2 separate regions of the Homo sapiens genome follow, and region 2 is linked to region 1. The links are chromatin contacts, found by Hi-C or POLR2A ChIA-PET in ENCODE. All regions are on one chromosome and are shown on one strand. Each heading gives the region's core, a stretch centred on a gene start or an enhancer-like site at or near the end of the contact. The rest is flanking DNA. Distances are from core to core; before and after follow the strand shown. Region 1 has its middle 87 kb from the start of LINC01449. Region 2 has its middle 26 kb from the start of LINC01450.

Region 1 (4,513 bases), core at 1,366-3,865:
GATTTTATTCCAAAACACACTCTTACTGTCGTATAAGCAAAGGCCAATTGGTTAGACCCTGATAAGGGGACCAAAGTGAAGGTCTGTGTTCCCTTTGTGACCCAGTTAGCTTTGATCTCATTCACACATCTGGCAAATGGAGATGCTAAACCTGTAGGGTTTATGTGAGGACCAGAAATAACGTTTATGAAATAACTGACACATAATAGACAGTATATAAAGACAGATAAAATTATTGTCATTATTATTAGCAGTGGTGTTATGACAACACTTTCTTGCTAGTGGCTTTAAAAATACTTTTTGATAGAGAGGGTGTATGCACAAGTCATCCTTTCTCAGGACATGAGGCTTAAGTTGGGTATGGAAAAAGAAAGAATACTAATAAAATGGGTTACAGTGACTTTTGGTTGAGCCTTATTTATTTTCTTAGATCTGTTTGAACAGACAGTTGTCATGTGGTTCACTCTGCTTTATGACGGAGGAAGAAGCAGCCATCTTCTTTCAAAGGTGCTGCTATGTTTCAGAGTGGTTTGACTCACACCTATAGCTCAGAAAAGAAGGAAATGATTGTAGTGAGAGGGATTGGAAATGGATGCTAACAAGCAAAGGACTAAAGTCAGGGTCAAAGTCACTTCTTGCTATAAAATTATCTCAGTGTTATTCTCTTTAACAAATGGTTTTATTTTCACTCCCCTCAAACAGCTATGATCATTATTCTGGCAACACTCGGTTCCATTTCAACATTAGTGGACATACCAGGTTGTGGCCATCTTTGGAATAACCCTGCACGCATGAACTCCTCTTTTGTTATTCCTTGTCTTTGTGACTATGCTAGCCATTCACCTACTCCTCACAACAGAAAATATGGGAGTCAACCTTGCTTCGTTTTATTTCAACACACACACACATACACACACACACACACACACGCAGTAAATCACCTAAGTTCATCATCCCACAGTCTCCCCATGCCTACTGCCAGTCTCCAACTCTAGGCCACTCTCATCTCTGTCCTTGATAACTCTTCTTCCTCCCAGGCTGTCCTCACTCAAGTCCATCCTCCATAATGCAGCCAAAGTATTCTTTTGAAAATGCAACTCTGATCAAGTCATTTCCCTGTCTAAACTATGAACTGGTTTTCCGTGTCCGGCGTTGAAAAATCTCACCATACTCAAAATCTTGCTGGCTTTCCTCTCTGACTCACCCTTCACCTTCCTCCCTTACACTGGGCCCCACCCTTATTTAAGTATTTCCTGTCACTTGAAGATGTTGGCTCCCCTTCGCCTCTGGGCCTTTCCACATGCTATTACCCCTACCTGGAACACACTATTGTGACAGCTACAGATTGGCACTTGGGTCACAGACCTCAATACAGATGTGTTTTAGGTTATTTTAGCTGTAACGCCAAGAAATACCAAGAAACACACGTTTAGGCTTAACCCAAATAAATATGAATACTTTCTTTTTCTTTCTTTCTTTTTTTTTTTTTAATGAGACAGAGTCTCGCTCTGTCGCCCAGGCTGGAGTGCAGTGGTCTGATCTCAGTTCACTGCAAGCTCCGCCTCCCGGGTTGACGCCATTCTCCTGCCTCAGCCTCCTGAGTAGCTGGGACTACAGGCGCCCGCCACCACGCCCGGCTATTTTTTTGTATTTTTAGTAGAGACGGGGTTTCGCTGTGTTAGCCAGGGTGGTCTCGATCTCCTGACCTCGTGATCCGCCCACCTCGGCCTCCCAAAGTGCTGGGATTACAGGCTTGAGCCACCGAGCCAGCCAATATGCTTATTTTCTTGACAGCTTCCTCACCCCTTAAGGAGGCATTCACTGGAGTCAGAAGGCGTGGCCGAAAGAAGAAACTCTGCGCTTCCCTTCCTGCCCCCATCAGGCGTAGCTGTCATTCCTATTGGTCCCCACCAAGGTGTGCCCAGCTGGCTTACATGTCTCATTCAGCCTCATTCATTAATCATACGCATCCAAAATTCAAACCAACACTTACAGTATTACACCAAACACTTGTTTTTTTAGTTCCATAAATTTGTGCTATTGCAGCCAATCATCCCACAACCATATAAAAGGAGTCTTAGCACGTGGTTAATAAGAGTTAAGGAAGCCAGGTTCCAGAAGGAATTTCTCAGGATTCCCTCTGATTCAGCATTCTTCATTCCTCCATTCTTGACCTGGCTATGCCTTACACACCCCTGGGCTCTTAGTTTTAAAGCTCTTTTCTGCTCCCCACTGTGGTCGTGTTAGGTTCCCCTACCAAGAGTTGCAAAATCCCTTGTTTCCCAGTAATGTTCTCTGCTAATACTCTGTTTCTTGACTGTGCTCTGAGCTTCCGAAAGGCAAAGAGTGTATTTGTCAAGGTCCCCATTGTATCTACAGAGCCTGGCATGTGGTGACTGCACAATAAATATTGCTGAACAAATAAATAAAATAAATCGTGGCAAGAATAGAGATTGCATTAAAAGTTTATCTCCCCTTTTCCCCTTTATCCCCAGGAGACCCCATCCTCCAGAATTCAAAGAAGAAAGTTGAACCCTTCTCACATTAAGCCTATCTGAAAAGCTGCTTTTAGAAACTCCAGTGCACACTCACACACCATTATATGTTATTTCAGGCTGGTGTAATAATAAAACTGTCAATCCTATGAATAAGAACTGTTTCTTTACTTGGATTCTTGCTCATGTTCGTGTATATTTATGTATTACTAGAAAAGCAGCATTCTTAAGATTCTTAGATTGTTTTGATAAGATATGACTCTACTTTTCCCAGCCTTTCTTATTATAAGAATCTTTAACAAGCTCTTTAAACAGTTCACACATGCTACCTTACATTTTTATGTGATGTAACGTATAGTGAAAATTTTTTAAAAAGATTTTCTTAATATAATGTTTAAATAATAAAATTATTTCTTGTCTAATGATATTTGTGCAAGTAGACTAGTTTTTTTATGCATAGAAGACACACCATTTCTTTAGTTTCGTTGAGGAATAATTATCAATCATTATTATTTATAAGACAAGGCTGTTCTTTTTTAAAAAAAATCTTTAATTTAAAATACCTCTGTATTTAAGAGTGTTAACTACAAGAGCCTTTTCTATTGTCGTTCTTAGAAAAAAAAAGGTTCTGATGTTTGCTAGTCTAATAATTTATTTAATGCCTAAATTCATGTGACCTGAAAAAAAAAGTTTAAAACATTAAGTGAAGATGTGTGGTTCTATGGAGGGCAAAAGTCTTGTGTATAAGACCACAGGTAGCAGCCAGCTCCCTCAGTGGCCATCTCTATCAGCCTTGAGACCACCTCTCCTTACTGATCTTAGCTAGAAAACAGGCAAAAGGTAGCAGCTTCTAGTGACCATTCCAGGCTGCTTACAAACAGGGTGATTCTGGGGGAAAGCAGAACTGGGTGCTTTCCATCTCCATTGAAAAATGAAAAAAACAGAAAAAAATGGACAAAATGAAGAAAGAATATAGAGAATTTCAAACAACTGGCTTAGTCTTGGGCCTTCTTTCCCTGCCCACCCCACACCACCATCTTTTGCATGCCCTTCTCACCCTGCCCTGTTGTCAACCTTGAGCTGTCTTGGAAGCAAAGTCCAAGGGGACAATGGAGCATGCAGGCAAGTTCCATATCACCCCATTTGCCTAGAGCATTTGGTTGCCCCATGAACACAGAATTCCAGTGGACCCACAATGTGTGGGAGTTCAGTGAGGCTCATGGCGAGTACAAGGGAAATGTGTCATGTTTATGACTAAGTGGTCATGCTTCCTGTTCAAACAAGAAAGAAGGCAACAGCATTCTAAGAAACACAAACAACCAAGGGATCTTAAAGTATCCTTTCTCACTCCTGTCACTTCCTTGTAATAACCAACCAATTACATGGAAAACGATGACATTGAAGGAAAGGGAAAAATAGGGAAACCTACAGATCTTTTTTCTTTCTGTTTTTAGAAAGCACATCAACAAGCCAAATGTAGAAAGCATCGGTAAAATGTGCAAATATAAAGAAATAAAAAAGAGTTGAGTTAGTGTTGTGTGGCGTTCACACTGTTCTGGTGAGAATGAAATACATATGCGCATACAAGGTACAGAACGTGAATTTATGAATTGTGTAATTTTGGTGATTCGGCAGAAGAGTTACATGTTCTTATATTTGCCTCTAAAACTTGCACTGAACAATGGTACAATTCATGCTCATAATTAAAACTTTTAATTTTTCTTTACTTTAGAACTACATTAAATAGCAAATAAATAACAACATGGCAAGTCAAGAGAGATCATGGAAAAAAGGAAAAGGCTTCATATTTAGTATCTTTAATGGCATATTTTCTGTTTTTGTTTTTGTTTTTTCTTTTTTTGAGCAAGAGTCCTGCATTTTCATTTTGCCTTGAGTCCTGCAATCATGTAGCTGGCCCTGCTTCCAAGAAAAGAGGAAGGAAGAGCCAGTGCTTCACTATGGTAGGCCCTGAAGTGGGATCCAGCTCTCTGGCTTTGCTATGGCTTCAGCCTTCCTGA
Region 2 (4,813 bases), core at 1,873-4,372, 180 kb before region 1:
ATAGCTATCTCTCTCTAGCTGCCAACCCCATCCAAGATCAACAAATGAAAACACCTAGTGTTCCAAGCAATGCTGCCTCATCCGGAGACAATCCCAGGTATCCTTCTTTGTGCAACACTTACATTCCAGGAGGTTCTCTCTGAATGACAAAGGTCAGAAACAGAAAAGCATGCTTTTCTTATCTCTCTTTTCCTAGGAGCAGTGATATAATGCGATTGAAATCTCTTGCCTGTTTATTGTATCATCATCCATAGCTGTATGGCTCTACGATATTCTGGAAAAGGTATAGATACAGTTAAAATAAAAATCCATCCCACCACATTATCATGGCCTTGGGGTACATTTTCCAAGATCCACCCTCCCCATCCCTAGGCATCTTTCTATTGCTTCCTGGATCGCCCCACTAAGGACATATGTATCTGCTTGTAGCCAGTGCAACTGAGCTCCCCAAACACAGATTCCCATGAAAACTGAACAAAAGAGGAGGGAGAGGCAGAGCATGTTAAATGTCTCATTAGGCCTTCTGTCTGATTCTCATTAGATTCGCTGACTGCTTCTCATTAGGCCCATTGCCTCAACTTCTTTCAGGCCCTGAATATGTAGGCCAGTGCTTATTGTCATGGTTGGTCGAGAAGATCCATTTCATTTATTCATAAATTGAATGTGGCTTCTGAAAAGTCCCAGGCATTTCTTTTGGCAAAGTGAAGGCAGGCGTATTGTTGTTATTTGCTATTTTTTGAGCAATCCTAAGCAGGGTGGGCAGAAGAAATAATTTAAAAGACCCAGCACGAAAATTTCAAACACTGCTGCAGAACTGGAGCACTGGGAGACACATTGTTGCAGCCAAGAGGCCAGCATCATATGCAGACATCTGCAATGGGACATCATGGGCACAATCACAAATACCACCAGGTTCAGAGAGGAACTGCTATGGCTCTAACAAGATGCCCACTGGGCAGGCTATGGAAGACAAGAGCTATCAGGGACATCAGTAAGTTGCAACTCCTGTCCTCCCTGCTGTTTGAAAACATGTACCCAGTGTTTTGAATTAAGAACCAAATAATCACATAGAAAAGTTACTGTACAGTAAAATATTCTACAAATTATGGGTATAATACATTACCCTTGTGGAAAAAAAAAAATAACTGGCATCTCAATATTCTTCTCATTGAAACAAGTAACTGATCCCTTCCCCTGGGAAGAAAGCTCCCAAGATATGGCAGGAAGTTAATGGAACTTAGAGACAATATGTTTATTGTGACATCGGTGGACTTGGCCCTGAAGAATCACACAAAATACATATCTGCAATGGAAAAAGTAAACATTGATGAGCATTTGCCCAAAAAATGGCAAGCAACTGCGTACTTCCTATGCTGTCTCTTTGCCATTGTTTGCTGTCTTTGCTTGAGTTTCTCTCCTGGGTGCATGTGATGTGCGCCTAACATGACTTTCAGAGTCATCTGGTGCCTAGAATCAGAGAGATGATTTTCATAAGGAATTATTTTTTTAATTTTCCCGGACAGTAAAGTTTGAGTGAGGAGATTTAGTACCCTTTAGAAAGCCAGTGTTTCCCCCTCAGCTGAAGGTATGCTCTGTGTTTGATACAGACCTATCGAAGCAAGTCAGGCTGCCCAAGAAACACTTTTCTGAAATTGAATGTTAATATTAGATTGGAAACTTTCTTCCTGCCCCATCCCCCCACCCATGAGGGATAAAAGAGGTGTCTCCATATAAAGTCTTCTCCATCAGGAAGAAATGCGGGTATTCCCCAAGGAAGGAGAAGGGCCATGACTCACTGAGGAGGTCCAGGGTGTGGTTTCTTTCAGACAAGCTCCAGCTGTTCCAAAAGCTGGAAAGACATGGCAACTTCTCCTTTGTGGGTTTTGTTCAAGTTTGCAATGTCCCATTTTGAGGTAGCACTGGAATCCTCTTTTTACTCTGTGCTGTGGGAAGAATTTCCATGTGGGTACATGACTGTTATCAATGAGGTTACCTATGTTTAGGTTTGTTGCCTTTATATCAGGCTATGTGGTCAGCCTTATAAGGACCTATGTGAAGATCAGGGCATAGAACTTGCTGTTAGGAAAGGGCATGGTCATTCCAAAGATGCTTCTATGCTGATTTCCCTCACCCCCAATACTGACTTCTAAGCCAGTTTCCCCATCCTTGGTGACTAGCCCTCAACCTTGTGTAAGTACTCCCATTTTGGGGAACTTGACCTCCGAGCATTCCAGGAAATGTGTATCCCAGACTGCAACGTTCATTCACAACATTCCCAAACAAAACTTGTTTTTCTCCCAGTTGGCTTGCAGAATATACTGTTTTGTGAAGCCCTCCTAAGATGTATTGATAAATATCTGAAAGAGACATGCTTATTGATGTCTGTGAGACATGACTGTGGAGATGACATAAAAATTTTGGCTCCAAAGCTTTTCAGTAAAAAGCCCAGTTCAGAGACAGGCTGTAACAATGGGCTGAAAATGATCTTGGCCTTTCAAGCGCTTTATCCTATCCAAAGTTTCAGCAAGAGAACCTGATCTCCCAGAAAGTATTGCTTTTATTGCCAACCATAGAGAATCACTGACAAAACTAATTAAAGAATTTGAACCTCATTTCCTCTTTCATTAGCTGACCCTCAACCAGGGGCTGGACTCCAAACAAAGGCACTCTGAGCCAACAAGATATAGAATGTGAGCCTCTCACCAGAGTAAAGAGGGCTGCATGCTCTCATTCTCCTCTTTGAAAGAGCTACTTGAGTGCAAAATACCTTGCCCTTTTTTTTATAATGGAAAAAGCTTTGGGTTGCCATCAGAAATAATGAAGTTTGAAGTTCCTGAAAGTTATTCATTTATTGGACTTGACTTTCCACCCTTCCCTTGAATTCCAGGAGCCAGGTCAAGACAGTGAGTTCTCATGGAAAATTAAGTACTTTTGCAAAGGTGCTTAAAGAAATATGCTTGTTTCAGGTTTCAGGCTCTCAAGGGGATGGTGGTCATTGATTTCCAGGCTTAAGACAACGATAAAGACTTCCAGATATGAATGAGCTTATATGGAATTCAGCCAGTCTACCTGAAAGGCCTGTTGTAAAATACTTGGTTCTGTCTTGGATACTCACCCTTCTCCTTCTTGACTTTTTTTCTTCCGCATTTTAAGATTGCATCATTTGGCAGTCATTGCAATGATTACATAGAATGGCATTTATTGATTGAATACCTTGGCAGATTGAAGAATAACTATCTGAAGATTGTGAAATGATTTCTGTAAGTTACATGATTATCCACTGAAGTGATGGGCTCTATCACAACATATATCTTTGTTAGTTGGTTATGAAGCTGACATAAATTTAAAGAAGAAGGGCCTCAGAGAGGTTTCTGGAAAAAATTTTCATTTTATTAATATGGAAAAATCTTAAGCTTAGAGATTCAGTTTTTTTTTTAAATTGAGTGGAAACAAATCCTATTTTATTTTAAAAATATATTTTATTTCCATTTTAACTTTGATGACAATAAAACACAGATTTTGATAGAAGAGTCATCATTCAAAAACAAAGGATGGGTCTCCTTTCTCAAGTGGCACCCTGACTACTTAATATTACACTACTGATTGGTCTGCATGATCCTGTTTGATCAAGTGAGATGGCCCTCACTGAACAGGCTTTTCCAAAAGCATTTTACAACAAGTCGAGGCCTCCTTAATCCAGAGTAAAGCTAGGGATATACAAGAGTGGCAAAATGTAAACAAGGGGAGACCCAAGAATATACTCAGCACGGGAGCTCATGACTTCCTCTCTGACTCTGGCCAAGAGTATTGTTCCTGCTGTGTGCACGCCTTAGAATATCACCCAGGGAACCGGATGCAATGCTTTGGCACTTCATCTAATTTCTCTGCTCTGGAGACCTAGTCACCAATGCCAGATAGATTCCCTTGCAAGTGATCAAATACTTACTTGACTTTGAACTTTTGGTGAAAGATTTAATGTGGGATAATCAATGAGTGAAACTACACTATGCAATCCCACAAATATGCAAAAAACAAGAAAAAGAAAGGGGAAATTAACATTCTTGGATTATTTGACCATGAAAGCATGGAATTTGCTTTAAGTAAAAGCTTCTATGACAATGGAATCTTGAAGGAATTACAACTGAAATCCAAAAAAAAAAAAAAAAAAAAGAATTAAATGGTCTTATGTATTTTTTTTAAATCGTTGTGTTCAATTGTGCTATGTAGAATCCACAGTTTTCTCTTCCCTTAACAAAATCTTGGGTGTATTCCATAACTTCCTGGTCACATTTGGTAATTAAAACTTAGTGTGGCTTAATTTAAACCCTTAATTGCATATCCAATTTAAAGCTAGAGCTGTGACTCTGGCTGCTTAGAAAGAGGGTGGGGGGCAAAATCTGGCTGTGGAGCAATGCTATCCTCCCCCTCCCGTAGACCCAGCTTTTCTGGGGAGCCTGAAGGAGGGCTGGGGGATGCACAGAAATCCTTTCTTAAATGGCCACTTGCCTGTGGGAGGGAGGCGCCCCTGGGCACTGTTCTGATTCTTCCTGGTTCCATTTTCCTCTAGGAGTTTCCATGCAAGTGCTGTATGTGTTTTTAAGCTTTCTTCCACCCCACGCTCCTGAACGCAGCCTTGTCTGCCATCAGCCCTGGGAGGGCATCTCAGGTCTCCACTCGGTGGAGCCTGGAGGAACCTCCTGGCTCCAGCACCTCCTCTCACATCCGGGTTTCTTTTAGTGGGGCCAATGAAAGGTCACAGTCTGATTTCATGTCCTCTCAGCACAGAAGAAAACTAGGTGGGTTGGGGATCACC

Evidence for each region. A loop is a pair of places that touch in the nucleus more often than their neighbours do. ChIA-PET counts read pairs that join two places held with the same protein, here RNA polymerase II (POLR2A). Pooled maps may share reads with other maps.
Region 2: a map of PC-3 shows a loop between it and region 1 (6-fold over the local background). The contact joins two enhancer-like sites. A Hi-C loop is called at or near these places in 3 of 168 maps with a recorded cell type or tissue (Calu3, PC-3 and endothelial cell of umbilical vein) and 3 of 50 pooled maps. POLR2A ChIA-PET finds 5 or more read pairs at or near these places in 1 of 52 experiments (activated B cell).

What each region holds. Positions count from the first base shown.
Region 1 is chr7:41,186,321-41,190,833 of GRCh38, forward strand. No RefSeq gene overlaps it. Among named protein-coding and RNA genes, the nearest start is that of LINC01449, 87 kb to the left of the region's middle. Within about 2 kb of position 2,616, at least 6 of the 41 ENCODE cell types and tissues checked have a DNase peak (open chromatin) inside an H3K27ac peak, as active enhancers do; they include PC-3, where a contact is called at or near this core.
Region 2 is chr7:41,003,674-41,008,486 of GRCh38, forward strand. It overlaps a transcript of SUGCT not described here. Among named protein-coding and RNA genes, the nearest start is that of LINC01450, 26 kb to the left of the region's middle. RefSeq lists an enhancer at 2,539-3,738. Within about 2 kb of position 3,123, at least 5 of the 41 ENCODE cell types and tissues checked have a DNase peak (open chromatin) inside an H3K27ac peak, as active enhancers do; they include PC-3, where a contact is called at or near this core.